Regions from separate parts of the Homo sapiens genome. Here region 2 is linked to region 1. The links are chromatin loops, found by intact Hi-C in ENCODE. Cell type or tissue: Panc1. All regions are shown on one strand. Links, peaks and the distances in the headings refer to the core of each region. The heading gives the core; the rest is flanking DNA.

What was found. A loop is a pair of places that touch in the nucleus more often than their neighbours do. Peaks named below come from ENCODE experiments on the same cell type or tissue, not always from the same donor. Only the 100,000 strongest peaks of a DNase experiment are listed, where the experiment ranks them.
Region 2: a loop joins it to region 1, with 5 times the contacts of the local background. A loop is called at or near these places in 44 of 110 quality-filtered maps.

The regions. Positions count from the first base shown.
Region 1 is chr18:33,225,473-33,237,210 of GRCh38, reverse strand. CCDC178 (coiled-coil domain containing 178) reads left to right here. Exons shown (of 23, transcript NM_001105528.4): 16 at 10,356-10,418. Among named protein-coding and RNA genes, the nearest start is that of CCDC178, 210 kb to the left of the region's middle. RefSeq lists an enhancer at 5,372-5,666. In Panc1, for the core only: CTCF peaks have their summits at 4,738 and 4,998 (motif pointing left); a DNase peak (open chromatin) is centred at 4,990; H3K27ac peaks cover 304 bases.
Region 2 is chr18:33,756,754-33,764,753 of GRCh38, reverse strand. No RefSeq gene overlaps it. Among named protein-coding and RNA genes, the nearest start is that of ASXL3, 180 kb to the right of the region's middle. In Panc1, for the core only: CTCF peaks have their summits at 2,934 and 3,138; no DNase peak of the experiment used is centred there.

The DNA of each region.
Region 1 (11,738 bases), core at 1,583-9,582:
GGGTTGTAGAGTGTAGCCACTGGGCTTGGAATGAAGATGGAGCGCCATTGCTGCAGAGGTGCAGTGGCTACTGGCCTCCAGAGAAGGGTACACTCTAGAGGTGGCTCTGGTATCAAGACAGTGCTGTGCTGCAGCAGCTTGGCTCACAGGAGGTGGGTGGGAGTTGGGGGAGTGCATAAGTTGTTCCTCTAATTTGAAGCAATGCAACAGTATAAATTTTCAGCAGCTCTCCAAACTGGGCTCAGGGCTTATGAGGACTGTGGAATTATCTTGTAGTAAATACTGTAGGTATTTACAGTGGCAGTGGGGGCTGATGAGGTTCCTCTGTTTACCTTTTTCCTGCAAAGGGAAGTTGCCCCTAGTTTTGGGCCCATCTGATTCAGGAACAGGAGATGGGGCTGCAGAGGCCAGGTGCCTTCGTGCTGCTCTCTTGGACTTCCAATTACCAGAGTTGCCTCTCCACTCCCCTGCTCCACTCCAGCATTCTCTCTTTGACACTGCATTCAAATCTTCATTATTTATTTGTTGCTTTGGTTCTTTTTGGGGTGCGGATGAACTCCAGGCACTTCTAGTGAGCCATCTTGTTGATGTCACTCTCCCTTTCTCTCTTTATTCATGCAAAATTAAAGAAAGTATTCATCATGTTGTTTCCTTACCTCATGGGAGCTGATTGATCACTGGAAAGAAGCAACAGAAAGAAACTGGTCCACTTAAGAAACCATTCCCAATGGTTAATCACTCCTGCTAATTTCTGAGCCTGAATATATACGGCATTAAAAACTTCTATAATATACACATGCATATCTGCTTCAGAGTTCAAAATAAATTCAAAATAAATTTCTAGATTTTCCTTAGATAATTCAGGTTTATAGTAATTCAAGTTTGTAATTTTTGCCTGTGTAATGACCCTATTATCTTTCATGGACTGATTCATGAAAATCTTTAGAACACTCTAAATCTGAGAATTATGTTTTCCTTTTAAGTAACTTTCTGTATTTGTTGAGCCTGGCCTGAAATTAATCTTTAATCCATCATCTAGAAATTAATTATAGGAATATCACTTCTAGGGTAGCTCCAAGAAATAGGCTTTTGAAACTCTAGAGGTAGAATTTATGAATTATGTTCTCTCAAGTTAATGCATCTGTAAAATGCCAGATAAGTTTTAGGCAGTCTTAGAGTAGAAGCAATCCTGAACAAGAAGTATGTCTAGCACTTTCTCTAATTTTTTAGCTATTACAAATGATTTGTCCCAGTTTTTCCATATTTTCAATTCCAATAACTGACCTATTCAGAAAAGAGGTGTTTGGCCAAGTGTCAGAATAAAATTAGCCAATTGGGATAGGGAATAAGTCAATTTAATAGTAATATGTATTCAATTATAGTGTTGATGGAATGAACAGAAAACCATCTAGAATTGTCTAAAGAATGCGACATTGCAACCAAAAATTTTGAGAGCTTTCACCAGTTGTTAAGTACTTCCTAGCACTCCAGCTGAAATCTTCTATGCAAGCTGCATAATCTCGAAGGGTTTTTTGCTTGAATATAATGGAATTCTGGTGGAAAAGTGAGAACATCAGGTCACTCTGGTTCCAGGTTAGAATCATAGTGCTAGAACTAAGTGGAAACTTAGTAAAAAGGAAGGAATAAAGTAGACATAAAGAGTTTTCTTCAAGCCTATTTTATGAAAAACCCCTTATACATGCTAATTAATTTAACATTCACAAAACTGTGCAATTGTTATTAACACATTCATTTTGGGAGTAAAGGGATTTTCCCAAGGTAAGCTTTTAGGTGACTGTGTAGAGTTTAGGGACCAGGACATCTCATGCCAGTCTTGGTAGAGTCGTAAGACATTAGACTTACATTGTGACCAACAAAGATTCAGTTAAGCTGAAAGCTTCAAAATAATCATACTGGGGGTGGGGGTCGTTTTCAATGCTAGAAAAAGACAGTGTGTCAAGTCCTTAGAAAGTTCCAGTCCACAGTAATCTGGTGCATAACTTTAGAAGTCTATGACTTGCCTTGAGTGCTTTTTCAGATATTTTAACTAATCTCAAACTGTTCTTTATGTTCTCAGACCTCCCTTCAACTACTATTTGTTCACCTCTGAGACAAGGTTTATAGGCCCATCCTTTGAGTAAAATAAAAGTCAGAACCTTCTCAAAAGTTTCTTGGAGGGCATAATTTCTGCTAGTACTTAGAGCATCTTTAGTTCAATCAACAGAACAAAACAGATCTAATAAACTAAAGCTTAATGTATGCACCATGCAACTTCTATAAGAATTCCAGATAAGACTGATAATATTTTTAAGTAGTTATAAAATGAACATTCTATTAATTCATTAATTTTTATCCCAAAGGATTTATGCCTTATAGCATGTCGAATCTGGAGCATATTACTCTTGTCCCACATGTAATAGCTTTTATTGAGTTATGAATTGCTATCACATCCTTGGCTTTTAATAAAGGTTGGTAAAAGTAATGGCTAAGATTGACCATTGCTTCTTGGTTTTTCAAATTAATAAGGGAGTTAGTCATATTGTCAATATGCTCAAAAAAACCTACAAAAGTAATTGACCTTAGATTTCCAAACTAAAAAAGTTGTTTTTTCTTGATAAAATTTATTTCTTTTTAATTAATAATTAAGAGTTCCCTACACTTTCTTATTTCTCTCTGAGTTAAGCTGCTTAGAAGCTCAGTTATTTATGCTGAACGTTTCTAGGATAATCACTTCCTTATCTCTCTCTGTTCCATATTTATAACTTTGATCTGGTATTTTTTTGCTTGTTTCATTGGTCTTCGTTTACTAAGATTCTTTTCCACTCCATTCATAGGCAGAATACTTTGCCAAAATTGAATGGAAAGGAATCTGCTATTAATCATAATATTGGGAATGTGTAATCTGTATTAGTGGGAAATGGTTGCCGGGAAAAAGGGAAGGAGAATACAAGGAAAACAGAAATAGTGTGAAGGTACAGCAGGATTAAAGTCCCACAATGGCTGCTAAGTAACCCCTTGGTCAAGCATCAGAAGAGTTCATTTTTCCTGACACATTTGAGGAAGTAAATAAACATGAAAATGTGATAGAAATAAAGCATTGAACATTTATGGATCTTGATAGTACAAAACATTTGAGAATATAATAAAACTTTATTTAGCTTGCTATAAATATCATATGGGAACATAATTTCCTTCTCCATTCTACTGGGTTAGTACTTTGCTTGTCAGAAATTGGATGGCAAGTTGACTTTTCAGTATTTCCATTTAATTATCTGAACTTTGTTTCTACTTTTCTTCTTCCTGTTTGAAAGGAAATGTGGTTCAATTGAAAAAGCATGGACTTTAGAGTCAGATGTTTCTTAATTCAAATCCTGGCTGGTTATGCTAATTATTGGCTCTAAGAATATTAAAAATATACTTAACTTTTCTTAGTCTAGGTTTCTCATCTCTTAAATAAATGTAACAGTATCTATATGGTACCTTTGGGTGATAAATACATAATATTGTGTATAAAACATTCAACCTGGAGCCTGACAAATAATAAATTCTTAAAGGTATTAGGCATAAGTAGCATAAAAATACTCCTATAGCGTGAGGCTACCTTTGTTGTTCAGGATAAAAAAAAAACAATCTTTAACAACTTACCTACATATTTTACTCTTAAGTCTGTCTCCCAGTAATTGTGATAAATGCGTGGGTTCTAAACAACACGTTGAACATAATGATAGTTATTTGTTGAGTACTTAATATGAGTGATGCCTTAAGCATATTACTTTATATACATTTTCTTCTTTTACCTCCCATACTTATTTTATGAAAAAAAGTGTTATCCCAATTTTACATATATAAAAACTGATATTTGATACTGGTAAAGATATTTTGCTATAACAACTCATAGGTGCTCAAGTATCCAATTCAGTGTAAATTAGAGCTTTCTGGAAAGCAATTCATCAATAGATGTAAAAAACCTAACATTCATAATCTGTAACTCAGTAACATTATTTCTAAAAATACAACTTTAAGAAAGTAACCAAGAACAAAGCCAACAGAGATGCAGGTTTAAGGATGTTTATTAACAGTTAACGTAACAGCCACTGAAAACATGGTTCATGAGGTCAACAATAATTGTTTATTTTGTATACACTGCTGCATTCCAGTGCTTAAACAGTGCTTATACAGATACTCAATAAATATTTATGGAAACCATGAATATATACTAATAACATATAATAGGAAATTTTAAATATACAAATTTCTCAATAATAGAATAGTGTTTAAATCTATGAGTATTAAGATAAATTATAAATTCATTCAATGTAGAATTTTTAAAAATTAATGAGACTTCTGCTTTTGTAGTAGATGAGAAAGATCTTGTTAGACTGACTCTACCAGAGATAATAACTTTAAATTCAGGACCTAAAAAAGAAATGACACCAAAAAGTCAAAATGCGTATCTGTGGATTTGAATATTTGTATTATTTCTTTTTGTAATTTAAAATATTTCACCAGAAACACATATACTTTCGTACAAAAAGAAAGATAACATAGTGTCATGTCCTATTTTCAGATAGAATCAGGTTGGGCTGCCACCTATACTTTCTGTTAGGGTCCTGGCCACCAAAATGTTTCCTAATAATGCACAACCATAGCCAGAGATACCTGGTCCCACTAATTCAGTCCAGCCCATAGTCACTTAAACATATCTCAAATTTTGCTTTAAGATTGTAATTCTTTAGAGTATCCATCTTCCTTTCCTGATCTCAAACCTTACATAACATAAATTCTCTAACTTTGCTCTTAGTGCTTCTCTGTCACTGGAAATGAAACTGAAGCCATTTCTTTGATTCTGATGTTAGATCTGTTTATGTAGTGTTGCTCCCTTTTTCTCTTTGAATGTGGGTTTCCGGACTCAGTATTGACTGTTTGTCCTCCTTTCAGCTATCTTTTGTCCTAGTACAGGAATCTATTCCAGCAGTGTAGCTCTCTGCTGCCACCTTCTGGTTTGTGACTGCTAAAACCAGGCTGCAGGTCAAAGGTGACTGTTGAATGTGCCCTCTTTCCAGCTTCTGAGATATTGTCACTTCCTTTGCTCCAGGCTTCTTCCAAGCTCTTCAAAGTGATCCTTTGATCTCTTTTATTCCTTTTCTCCAAAACCAGAATTGAGTCGTTGTGACAGAGACCTTAATCCGCAAAGCTTAAAATATTTACTATCTGGCCCTTTACAAAAAAAGTTTGCCATCTCTGTTCTAAAGAACACAGGAATAGCAAATGTAGGCAGCAGCCAGTGCCTGGAGGGCTGAGAGAAAGCACCCTAAGAAGGAACAAGCATGGAAGAGGCTGCTCTCTCCCAAGCAGAGTGAAGCTTTATTGGAGAGGGTGGGGTTGTGTCTCAACATAGGGTTCAGCAGCAGCTATCTGCGTGTTGCTGGAGAGACTTGATGGAGGTGGAATGGAGTTTGTGGGCAGAGAACCTCCCCACACACCAGCTGGTGGCAGTTCTGCAGGAGAATGGAGAAAATAACAACGGTCCACTGGAACAAGGAACCAGGACACAGCGCCCCTTGCTGCTGCAGCTCTGCCTGCCTGTCCCCTGCCCTCTGTTGATAAAGCCTAGCTTTACTCCAAAAGTAAAACTGCAAAAGGAAACTGCTCACAGGATCCACCTCCATTATCACAGATCAGAGTTAAAAACAGTAGATTTGGAGCTAAGAGGCAATAATTAGATAATGAGCACAAATGCATAGTCTACATGCAAATTTCTCTATTTCAATTGGTTGGTATATGTCATTGAGCCCCATGCATTGTATTTATCTGTTATAACTTTTGAGTCTCTTTTAATCTTAAAAAATCTCTACCTTTTTTTTAAAAAGTTGTCTTTCACTACGTTACATTTTTAAGAGTCTAGGCCAGTTACTTTGCAGGATTTTTCTCAATATGGATTTATCCTTTTGTTTCTTCATAATTAGATACAAGTTAAACACATCTGGCAGGAATATAACATAATTACAATAATATAATATTGTGTCCACAAGCACATGGTCTATGTTTGTCTCATTATCAGTGATATTAAGTTTGATCAGTTGGTTAAAGTTATGGTCAAGAAATGTATTCATTTCCCCATTGTAATTAATAAGTAATCAATTGAGTGATATTTAAGAATACATGGCTATTTTTTCCCAACACATTTCACCCAGTGGATTTAGAATCTATCAGTGATCCTTAGTAGAATCCATTATTGGAACAGTTGCTAAGTGGCAATTTTTCTGGGCTTTCGTTCCCTTTACAATGAATTGGCAATTTGAAGAACTTGAACGTTTAGCACAAGCTGGGCCACAGGCCACGTTTCTGGAGAAGGCAGTCTTCCTTCAGTGCTTTTTCAGGTATTTATACTTTAGGAATATATATTGCATGCAATCCTAAGTCAGAATCAACCTCACTGTCTTTTCTACCACCTGTCCCATCTCTCCACATCTCAGGAAAAACATCTCAAAGGCCTTGTTGTATCATCCATCTTAAAGATGCTATATATAAATGTGATTGTGACGTTGTAATGGGCCCTGAGCTTCTCCTCATATAAAGATTTTTTTTAAAAAATAACATCTTTTTAATTTGAAAGAATCTGAAACTTTTACAATTTAATTCCCCAACCTAGAGATCAAAAGCAAGCTTGTTTGTTAATCATAAACCCATTTGCTCAATAAATTATTCATTTGGCAAATATTATATAACAGACAAAGTGCTAGCAGCCAAGGAGATAGAGGAGGGAGCTTACTGTGAAGAGCTGTAGAATGTGTCCAGGCTCTAGTAGCAGGCAGTCCTGGTGCTGATACATGTTTGAAGACTGGTCCTGTGACAAATTCCATGACCTTAGACCTCGGTTTTATCATATTTGAAAGTGGATAATAGCTATTTCACTAATGGATATGATAATTAACTTACACACACACACACACACACACACACAGCCTCTGAGTTAATGTGGTTCCACTTACAGTTTTTCAACTTTACCATGGTGTGAAAGTGATGCATATTCAGTGGAGACCATACTTTGAGCACTCATACAGCCATTCTGTTTTTCTCTCTCTCAGTATGGCATTCGATAAATTACGTGAGCTATTCAACATGTTATTATAAAATAGCCTTAGGTTAGAGGATTTTGCCCAATGTAGGCAATCAGTATTTCACTAAGCAGACCACACTATAGTTCTTGTGACATTTTTCCTCTTGGTAATTTGAACTCATTTAACCCTGGCTTTTTCTCAGCAGCTACATAATTCATGTTGAATAATGAAAGGTAGTATCTCCCCAGGAGCCCATAAGTTTCTAGCAGATTCCATTTTAGAACCAACTATGGCATCACTAGCTAATTGGAACCCTTTCACCCAAAGTCTCAGTTCTTCAGTCTCAACTATAGGTGGCTAAGATTCAGAATTCAAAGAGGTGTCCCATTTGCCTGGAAAGCCTCATGTTAAAGGAGGCCCTACAAGAAAAGGGGCACATGAGAGTCAGAAGGCTCTACATTAAATATTCCTATAACTTTGAGGGTTCCTACATATCTGGGTGTCACTGAGATGCTCTCTGTCACATTGTGTAAATTAGTATCCTGGTTCCATCAATTGCCAGCTTTGTGTGCTTGGTCAATTTATGTAATCTCTCTGTCAGTTTTCCTATGTGCAAAAGGGACAATCATAACTATTTTATAGATTTCATTGTGAAGTTAAGACAAGATAATTCTACCAGAAAGCATATAATGTATCTTAGCCATCATTACTAGGAGTAGTACAAATGGTAGTTTTATCATTGAGGGAACACATGGCATTTATATTGTTATGTGAATGTAACTGCCCAGATTCTCCTTCAGGAATCATCTCAGTCACTTTGCTTAAGGTCATTCCTGTTCCTGGGGTAGCTCACATTTAATGACCAATAAAAATAGAATGATAGCCTTGCTACCTTAGTCCAACTTGGGGCAAATCTGATGGTCCATTATTGCTCATGGTTTGCTGTGGAGTTGATCGAGGTTGTTGTTGGGAGTCTATGGCAGCTCAGCCTATGTTTCTGTCCAATCCTGCTTCATTCCTCTCCTGTCCACAGGAGTTGATTCCAAATATGCTCCTTAATAAGTATCCTATACACTAAACTTAACTCTAGAGTCAGCTTTACAGGGAACAATGCCTGTGATAATAGGATGGGAAAACAAATAAATCCCCTCTCTCAGATGTTGGACCTGTAATCTAAGACCTTTGACCATCAGAGCTCTCCCTGTATCAGTCTTTGGGGTACTCTGTGGTGTTTTGAAAGTATTCAGTAGTTCTCTCAGAAACTGTGTAGCCTCTTGGCATTTTCCCAGTGCTTTGGGTAGACCATTTTCTGTAAAGAGGACCGTCTCATAGGAAGGCCTTGAGCATCTGCCTGGAAACACTCCCTGTGGTGTTGGGTCTTGTGTAAGTATGCAATTGGCAGCCCAGCCAGTGATAAATACTTTCTCTCCTGGTGACTGGTCATTTAACCTGGCTGTCTGGATCACAGAGGTTTGGGGGCATGGTAGAAAATGGAGCTTGGTAAAGTTCTTTGAGACGCTAGACAGAAGCTCCAGATGTTTTGCCCATGCAGTGTACAAATTTGTCCACTGGTAACAGGCTGAGTTGGTTTTGTACACAGATTTCAAATGTAGTATCTTTCTTCTTTTCAGAGAAATACAAGTGTCTTATTCTTGCAGCTTCAGGCTTCTTATCTATTTAAATGTCTCATATACTGCCTGCAGTTCTTTCCAAGCCACACATCCACAAGTTCTTTTCAAACAATATTAATTTATCCAATTTAAGTGACTTGAATTCATTTCAATAATAACTTGCTTTCTCACTAGTTGACAATTAAAAAAACAAACAAAAAAACTTCAAAGAATGAATGGATGAGTGAATATTAAGGAAACACAAATGAATCAATCCATATTGTAACCAGAGTGATCTAAAACACACACTTTGCTTACCATTCTTCACTAATTTTATTAATGTACCTGGAAGGTTCTGCATAATCTAAGAGTTGTTTGTTTCTTCAGCTTCACCTCATTCACCAAGTCTTTTCTCTAACACATAAAACACAACAAAAGCACACATGCCCATACATACACATTTTTCAATTAGTTTCAGACAAAGGTCAAATCGAGCTATTTTGGAATATGATATATTTTTCTCCAGTCTACAAAGCCATTTTGAATTTTGTTCCATTTCTATTAAATAATAAACAAACTGAAAAACTGTGCTGTATCTGCTATCATGTTAGAAGAGGTCGCTAATCTATTTAAAATTATCAAAACGTATTGTTGCATAAATTCATTTTAGATGTAGATATATCCTTAAGTAAAATGATATATCAAAGTTACTGCTTTATTTACCACCTTCATGTTTCCTTCTTTGGAATTATTCTTTTGCTTGAGGTAAACATAATTTTGCTGGTTTGCTATATTGAGTAGAGAAAGTGTTAGAGCAGAGGCCTGCTGGCTTGTTTCTTTGTATTGTCTCTATAGACCCTGGGATATGATGAGGGATTCAGTATTGAAGTAGGGGTATCAGAGACATTTCTGAATTTTTATTGTTCCTCCTTGCAAAACTATGTGTGTGTGTGTGTGTGTATATATATATATATATATATATACACACACACACACACACACACACATACATATATCTTTTGAATCTGGAGGACATCCTAAATCCCAGCCAACTCCTCCCTCAAATCAGGGGTTCCAAGATGTAATTTTAAGACAGAAGGAACTTTATGAACTACTTCCAATTCTGGTTTTGCGTGATAATTTAAAGCAAATCTATGAACAATTTACAACAATTTTTCCAGGTAGCAAAGAAAAGATTTTTCCAAATTTTTTCCCTACAAACTTGAAAGGTATGATTTAAAAAAAAAAAAAAGGAATTGTTCTAGCTAAATGGAGAGTCTGCTCTTATTTTGCACACTTCACACTTGACTTGCATCTATCTTGTTTTGAAAGTTGATTGTGTTTATTCCAGAAAGTAATATTAAAAACAAACTGATAGTTTTTAAAAGGAGAAATTGATGACTACCTTGTTTCACTTTCTTATTACTTTGATTTTTTAAGTTTAGGACTATAAAATGCAAACTGGAAAGACTGAAATTTTGTAGTCTAATTCCTGGTGCTGTACCACTTAATTACTTTACCTCGAAAAACACCAGGATTTTAAAAATACATATAATAAATTATAATTAATATTTTACTCTATATTGAAACATTAAAAATGTGTCTTATATTAGCAATTGTTTTAAAAAATGTTTTTGATGTTTTATGAAGAAAATCCTCATTTTAAAAATTTCCTAACATATAGGGTAGAGAAGAATTCCTGAAAAAACTCACTCAAGGTGAAGTGGCTGCTGGAATGGTGCTTCAGGTAATACTGATTTGGTTTTAATATTTTATTCTTCCTTTAATTTGCATTTTACTTAGCATTTTAAATTTGCCTGTAATGAGGCATCTTGTCACTACTTGGTTTGCAAGCCAGCAGTTTTCTCTCCTTAGCTGATGGCAGTTGCCCTCTGTGTACAACCAGCAGTGTCTGATCATGCATAAAGAAATTGACCTCCCATATACATATCTCATTTTGTGGCATAATGGGAATTTCTGCCAGTCTAGTAAAAGAGCAGTGGGATCTTATTTTTAAGTGTCTGACTCTTTAGTTTGCTTTGTGGTGATGTTATGTTTTCTTTACTGTTAGTGTCTTTCACTTGGATTTGTTTATTTAACCCTGAAAGAAAAATATGCTTTGATACTTCCATATAGAGATTTTGAAAATAAAGCATGTAAGCTGGCAAAAACAACTTGAATTTTTAAAATCTTTGTCTACCACCTGCATATCCTTTGGAATCCAGATTGGGTTTTTTGATCCATGCCGTGTTTCTAGAATGCCTCCCCTTTAGAAATACTTACATATTTGAAATTAGTATTATTATTATAAGAAAAAAAACAAGAGTCAAAACAGTTTCAGTGTTTTTGTTTGTTGGTGGGTTTCTGTTTTTGTTTTTTTGAGAAAGAGTCTTGCTCTGTCGCCAGGCTGGAGTGCAGTGGCACGATCTTGGCTCACCATAACCTCTGCCTCCCAGGTTCAAGTGATTCTCCTGCCTCAGCCTCCCGAGTAGCTGGGATTACAGGCATGCACCACCATGCCCAGCTAATTTTGTATTTTTAGTAGAGACAGGGTTTCTCCATTTTGGTCAGGCTGGTCTCGAACTCCTGACCTCAGGTGATCCGCCTGCCTCAGCCTCCCAAAGTGCTGGGATTACAGGCGTGAGCCACCACGCCCGGCCCTAACAGTGTTTTTTGAGATGATCTACACCTCTGCTTCTCTTGGAAGTAAACCTAAATTTTGTAATTTTTTTCTGTTATGAAATTTGGCATTTTCAAACATAGAAGCAGTGTTTGCTTCTATATGTTTCAAAACACTAAACTTCCTCATTTATTTCTATACGTATGTTTTATTTCTAAGTGTCTAACTGGAAAGACCTGTTAGTTGGTTTTGTCTTATATTGCAGTACTTGCATATATTCCACGATGTGTTATTAGTGTGTTCTCTAACTTGGTGTCCTCCAATCCTTACTTAAGAATGATTGATTTTGACATTTTGGGCTGGGAAATATTTTTTTAAATGTTTGATTTTTATTGTCTATTAAAGTGTTTCTCTCATTCCTTCTAACAATAACTGTATTATCTTTAA
Region 2 (8,000 bases), core at 1-8,000, 530 kb before region 1:
GTGTACCCTTCTGGTTTTTGCAAGAAGAAATAAATAATTACATAACTCTAGTTGATTCAGCATAAGGGCTGATAACAGGTTAGAAAATAAATTAAAGCAAAAAGCTTTCATTTTAACCAGCAGGACACATTTTCTTTTCAAGTGAAATGCTCTTTAGTGAAAAGGCTAATAGAATATAATTATTAAGTACATTAAAATTCATAGAGTGGATTTTAATTCATCAAAAACTTGCTTTTATCACCCTACTCAAATAGCCTGTGTGGAAAACAGTCAAATAAATTTAAAAGGTAAAATGGAAGAAACAGAAACCCTGGAGCTGACACTAAATTAAAAAGGCAAGGGAAAGGAGAAATATCGTTTGCTTTTGTGCTATACTGGACACTGAGCTCATTTTATGTGTTTACCAAGTCCCAGCTCATATCTTTTTCCCACAAAATGAATAAATTATTCTTCTCAATGTAAGGTCACCTCTCCAGAGGTATTCATAATATGAATTTCACTGTCCACTCTTCTCCAGGAAATATTAAGTTCTTAAGGGATTATTATAGTTACACTACATGTAAGGATACTGTAATGATAGATGACAATCACATATTTTAATCTCTAGACTATGTATATCAGAATCACCTGAGTTGCCTATTACATATGTAGATTCTTGGTTCCCATTCCTGATGTACCAATTCTGATGGCAGAGACCCAGAATCTACATTTTTGACAAGTATCCACATGAATTCTTGGCACACTAATACTTGAGAATCTTTGCTCCAGACTAATAAAATTGATTACAGTATAAGATACATAATTACTGAATAGGAACTGAAAATGGAAACATAAGATATAAAAGTTTAATGAGCTAACACTTGAATTTGTTTATAAAGTTAAATAAGAATATTTTTAAGAATATCACAATACAAATTAAATAATAGTAATATGGATACATCACAAATGGATTTCAGTACTGTTTGAAGATAATTTGTGTTGGAAAATAACACTTCTTTCCTTCTTTTCTTTCTTAAGAAAAAGTGAAACAATCACTTATTACTATGCTGACTTTGAGATTTGAAAAATATAAAAGTATCATATCTATGCTGTTTAAATGATTACTGTGTTTTAATATTTATCCAAGTCATCCTTCAAGCTTTGTATTTAACAGTTATAATTTTACAGAGAAAAATGAAGCAGGAAAAGTGGAAGAGAGAGAAGTGAATGGGGAAGCCTACTGTATACCAGTGGTCAGCAAGCACTTAATCTTATAGAAACAAATACTTTAATGGGTCTTAATGTATTTCCTGTCTTCTTTACTCAATATTTACAGTTTCATCAGTAATATAAATGTATATCAACTGTTATTGTTCTGAAACTACGGAGATGAATTTTGATTGATTTTAATAAGAGTTCAGAAGCATAATTAGAACAAACATGTACCGAGTCATTTCACACATTATTAATTTAACAAAATATAAATCACTATGTTTCTAAATTAGTCAATAGAGTACAATCAAGAATTTATTCCTTTCAGGTTTATAAGGCACTAATTCTCCAAGAAGGGAGAAATAAATGACAGATCTCAATTTGCCATTCAGGTAACAATCTTCCAAAGTCAAAATCTGACACAGCAAGCCATACCAAAAGGGTGACATAAAGGTAAGATCCCTGTAACCAAAGCAAAAACAAACAAACAACAAAAAAGTGAAAATCATGCCTATCCCTCTAAGCTTAAAATGACAGGCTGGTCCCAAAGAAAGATCTCTGCAAAAATGAAAGACCCTGAGATTCAAGTCTGTTTAACTGACCTTTCTTTGCCCTACCTTCAAATCCTCCAAAATCTGCTTCCCTAGTTTAGAATTAATAACCTGTAAGGCAACATTCATGAGTGTGATTTTCACAATTACTGAAGGGTTTTCCAGTCTTCTGTATTCAGAACAACCATAGTAGATCACCATGGCTTAATCAGAATTTGAAATTTGCTATTGTTTTATACTAGTGCTTTTGCATTCATTTTCTTCAGCTCCAAAATTACTTTTTGACAGTGGCTTTCCAAAATTTTGATTTAGGATTGGCTTCAACTTTATGAGTTGTCTTTTCAATCAAAAGATGTCTCTGTTTTACATTTGTCTGACCTGGTTGCTCTTTGGGCCTCGAATTGCCTTGTTTTGTGTTGAGGAATCTCAATCTTCACCCCTTCTGAAATTAATGTCTTCTTTTGGAAAATTGACCCCTATAGAGGCCTGCCCAAGACTATTCCAGGTTGTTGGTTTTTTACCTTCTACCCAAAGGAATGCAAGAAGAAGCCACTAGCCCAGTGCTTAATTATCTTTTCCTTCTATCTCACAATACATATTTCATAGGCTTTAAACATTATATTTATTGTTGTGTACGCTCTGTAACAATTCAAAAACTAGAGAGGCGCAGGAAGGTAGTTTTCCTGTCTGTCCCACACATATCCCACCACCACTGATGATATTTGGGTGTGTATTTCTTCATTCTTATGTCAAGGCTTTTGCAAATCTATGCAAACACTGACTTACGTAGTTAATTTTTGTATTTCTCATTTGGTTTTCTAGATGTGGTTTGTTTTCTAAAATGTCTTAGTAAGTTGGAGAATTTCTTAGAATTGGAACTTGTTCAGATATATATTTTCTTATTTTTCCTTCATGGTTTTATATATTTTCATTTAAATCAAACTCTGGGGGCCTTGCCTCAGCTATTAGAAGACCTGAAAGACTTTGTGTAGCTGTGCTCCTGATGAACTGCAGCCGGCTGTCTTCTCTTGCTGGTCCTGAGGGATGTCCAACTCTAATTTGACTTCATCCACAGCTTTTGTCTTCTCTGAGTTAAAGGTGATTGGATCTAATTCGGCAAGCAGGTGTTAGCGACTGCTACTGTGGGGCAACTGTCCTTTGCACAAGACTTATGAAAAATTAGCTTAAGAAGGACTCTGTTATAGCAAGAAAAAGATTCTATAATTTGCAGCACAAATAATGTCTGTTGGCAGATTAGCCATGTGGACTCAAAACATCTTACTGTTGTTCTGTGGAAAGATTTCTCTCTGACTTGATATGCTTTAATTGGTTATTCCTAGACCTAGAAAATCACTGCTGCTTCAGAGCAAGTTGATTCTACCTACAAGAGTGCTCTTTGTGAGCAACTTTACTGGACAATTAGCTAGATGAGCAATATATATAAAACAGATGGAGCAGCCACTGGGTGGCAGCAGAAATGTAATAAATACCCTGTACCAATGTACTATCTTATTGTTTAATCCTATCATTTATCATGTAGCATGCTAAAAGACTATTATTTTCAATAAAATATCATATGATAGATAATATTCATCTAATTAATCTCTGTAATATAAACTAGCATATTCAACTATGAGAAAAATAAACATTTAAAACAAACTTAACTACCTAATATTCTATGAATATAATTTTTAATATTACCTAGAATGGCTTTGTGAATTTGCATAGTTGCTTTCCCCATACTTAAAAGTTGCTATTACTTTTAATAGCCATAGAAACCTGCTAACAGAAGTCACACATATTGAGAGAAGAAATGAAGAATTTAGAAAAGACAAATAAATTTACTCACAATCTTCACACCTAGAATTAAACATTAATAGTCACTTGCGATTATATATATTCTCTTTTTTGATGTAGAGTTGTTTTTTCAGCAATACCAATTGGCTGGGTGCCATGGCTCATGCCTGCAATCCCACACTTTTGGGAGGCTGAGGTGGGAGGATCACCTGGGGTCAGGAATTCGAGACCAGCCTGGCCAACATGTGAAACCCTGTCTCTACTAAAAATACAAAAATTAGCCAGGCATGGTGGTGGGCACCTGTAATCCCAGCTACTCGGGTGGCTGAAGCATGAGAATTGCTTGAACCCGGGAGGTGGAGGTTGCAGTGAGCCAGGATCTCACCACTGCACTCTATCCTGGGTGACAGAGCGAGAGTCCATCTCAAAAAAGAGAATAAATAAATAAAGAGGTCATTTTTACATAACATTTTTAAGTGTTCACTCATTTTTCACTCAACATAGTACAAGTTACATGTCATTGGTTATTTTTCTCAATATTCTATATGGTGATTGCATAATATTCCCACATGGCTAGACCAATTTATATAATCAGTTCTCTTTTGTTAAATATTTGCCAATTTTTCTAATATTTACTTTTACAGATAACTGTTGTTAGTTTTGAAGGCTAGGTAGCCAATGATTTTCAGCCTTCCAATGTTAAGTAGTATATAAATAGTTTATATAGAGAAAGATTCTGGTACAATGAATTTGTTGCTTTCTGATTAGAACTTTCTGATTAGAATCACTTAAGAGTCATCCTACATCAAAACCTCAAGGGTGAGGGCCAGAATTCTGCATCTATTTCAATGCACTTTAAAGTTTCAGAACCACTGGCAATCTGAATAAAATTATATAGGCAGATGACCTCAACAATAACATTAATAGAAAATGCACAAACTTGGAAGAACATTTAGCTTTCATTTGTCTCAATTTCTTCCTTTATTAAGTGGAAATGATGATATATCCTAACATTAGGGTAATATTAAGGGAACAATGGTGTTTATCAAGAGTTCATTTCCAACTTCAAAATGCAGGCTTTGAAGACTCTGTTAGGAAGAGTATGACTCTTTGAATACTAGAGATCACATATTGTGATCATAACATACAACAAACATTATGCTAAGCAGTATATATGTATTCTACCCCTCACAACAATCTTGCCAGGTTACCATAATTCCATCTTATAGGTAAGCTTGGATGGTCAGTTGGGTTAAGTAACCCAGGTTACATTGTTTGTAAATGTCAAAATCTGAATTCAAACAAGACTTTCTGGTCCTATGGTGTGTGTTCTTTCAACTCTAGTATTCTGTCAGGCAATATGCAGAAAGGTAGAGGTATAGCCAGCCAGACGAAGTTTCTTCCTGGTTCAGTATAGAGTTATTGTATGCTTACTAGTTTCTTTCTTCTCCATGGTACTTAAATATGGCAAGGGAGTATTCAGAGCAGATGCTTTTATAGACTTTATTGAAAGGCAAACCTTGAATTTATGTTTTTTGGATTTTTTAAGACTTTGCATTTTACAGGCTCTAATTGTCAAGTACAGGTCAAGTGGTGTATACAGTGTTCAGAAGTTTTGAAAAAAATATAACGAAATACTCCACTAAACAAAAACATATCTCTACTGACAGTTTTCTTAAAATTTACAGCTAGCCAGGTGCAGTGGCTCATGCCTATAATCACAGCTACTCTGGAAGCTGAGGTGAGAGGATCAATTGAGCCCTGGAGTTTGAGGTTACAGTGAGCCATGATACACTACTGCATTCCAGCCTGAGTGACAGAGTGGGGACCTGCCTCTAAAGAAAAGAAAAAAGTACAGCTACTCACAACAAAGAAGACTGGAGCAGTCCACGCACGCTGACATTTACCTAAAACTCATGGTTTATAAAGGGCAGGACCTTTGGAGAAAGTGGATTCCTTCAGTTGACTTAGTATCTTTGACTCTTACTTTATCTGAAAATGAGAAAACCAACTTCTTAGTTCTCAGAGGTGGCTTTAGATCTAGCAAAGCCTGAGATAAAATGATTAATACATAAGGCCCTTTATTATCTTGCTTGGTGAATAAATAATCCAACTTTTCCTTAGAAGTCTAATGACATGGGCAAAGGAAAAATAAATAATTTAAATCATTTACTGAAAAAGTTATACTTTTTGTCAAGTTAGGTCTTCGAAAATAGCTGATCTCATCACTCATGCAAGAACCTTGATAAACAGACAGCCTTACAAGTTCATTATCTTACCTTCTATAGGAGCCTCCTCTTCTTAGTAGGAGATTCTGAGAGTAATTTTATTTTAATTACCTACCATAGTACACTGGGATCCAGAGCCTTACATTTGTTTCTGCCTCTGCATGGGAAGTCTCTCCACTTGTTGTCCACTTGACATGGTCCCACACCTTCACACTTTCTTCCATTCTCTACGCAAATATTCTTTCCCTCTCAATTATCTTGGGCTGCACAACAGAATACCATGGACTGGTGGCTTCAACAATAGAAATTTATTTTCTCACAGTTCTGGATGCTGGAAGTCCAAAATCAAAGTGCCAGCAGGGTTGGTTTCTGGAGAGGTCTCTCTTTCTGGCTTGCAGATGGCAGCCTTCTTTCTGTGTCCTCACATGGTCTTTCCTCCATGCTCACATGGACAGAGAGATATCTGGTGTCTCACTCTTCTTATAAGGACACCAATTTTCTTGGATTACAGCCCCACCATTATGACCTTATTTAAGTTTAATTACCTCATTATAGGTCTTATATCCACATACAGTTACATTGGGTATAGAGGTTCAGCTTATGAATTTGGTAGGGGGGCCACATTTCAGTTCATAGCACCTTTTCAGCCAGGCCTTCTCTGGGAACCCTTTATACATTACAACCTCCATACTTTGATTTTTTTTTATGTACTTACAATGCTTTGTTTTCCTTTATAGCACTTATCACTTTCAAATATACTATACATGTTTTGTATTTCTCTCTTTGTTACCTGTCTCCATCCACTGGAATAAAAGCTCAAGAATGATGACAATTTGTTCACTGTGGTACCCACAGTATCTCTGTCATGCCCTAGCAAAGAGGAATCTATGATACAAACATTTCTTGTGTGTATTAATGAACTATCCCTATGTTACGCACGATGGAAGCTACTACAGATACCAAAGTAGAAGAGATACTACAACTTCTCTTCAGTAACTTTTAGTCCAGAGATAGATAAGGCTCACCATAAATGAATTGTAGCTCCCTGTAACCATAAGATATAACTCAGGGAATGACCAAAAAGGAATATAGGGATCTGTATCGTGCACAGTCCAGAAAGACATTTGCTTTCCACACAGAAACTAACTTCATCAGATTTGCATAAATCTATTTGCTAAACTATGAGTCAGGAAATCATATTTTTCCATTATTAAAGTTAACATTCATTTTTTGTAATATTTATATGAGCCAACTATGAAACATAAAAACAGGTCAAATCCGTGTGTGGAAGGATGTTTTAAAATCCACCTTCACAGTCACAAACAGAAATGTCCCATGACCATATTTTAATAAACAACCATGTGTTAGAATAACTGATTACAGAGCCCAGTTTTTCCTTTCTGAGAAATTACTTTGATAGTCTTTTTCTTAAAAAAAAAAAAAAAAAAAAAAAAAGAAGGAAATTACTTTTAGGTCTTGACCAAAGGGTGTTCCAAGTGAAGAGGTCCCAAATCTTAGTAAGCGGGCAAAGGTGGTTTTATTTTTTTCAGCATTGCTTCATTAATCTGAATGTAAAACTATAGAAAAAATAGTCTCTAATTTAGCTAGAAAATAACACTCATTTGCTTGCTAAGGTCTAGCAACAAAAGAATGTTAATGCACATTACTACCTATTACTACAACAGTGAACACAAAATGAAATGAGCAGATGCTGATTTACCTTCTCTGGTGAATCATGCATGGCACGAAACTGCAGTCCTGAAGCAAGCTAGACCATCTGTGCTGTTTTCTCCAGATGAGCCAAATTTGATGACAAACCATTCTCCATATATAGGAGTTTTTCTTTCTTTCTCTCCATTTTATATTAGAAAGTATAGTTTCCCCAATAGAAGATGCAGAAAACTATTTTGCATCTTCTACTATATTGCTAAATATTTTGACTCTGAGCCTGGATAAAGCAGTCTGGAAATTAAATATAACTTCAAAAGAGACATCTTTTCAGAACTTGCATTCCTCAATTATTCTCTCCATCCATATGCAAGCTGTTCTGGAAAATAGGATGGCCCAGAAAGGTACATTTGAATGGCATTTCTGATAAATTTCTTCCACCTTATGATAATGTTTTATGGTTCAAATTTTCTTGAAAAATCAAGTCATGAGAAAAACCATGTATTCCCTGTAATTCAGGGCCTAGCATAGAGATGGTGATGAAAAAAATTTTTGCTTTTGAACG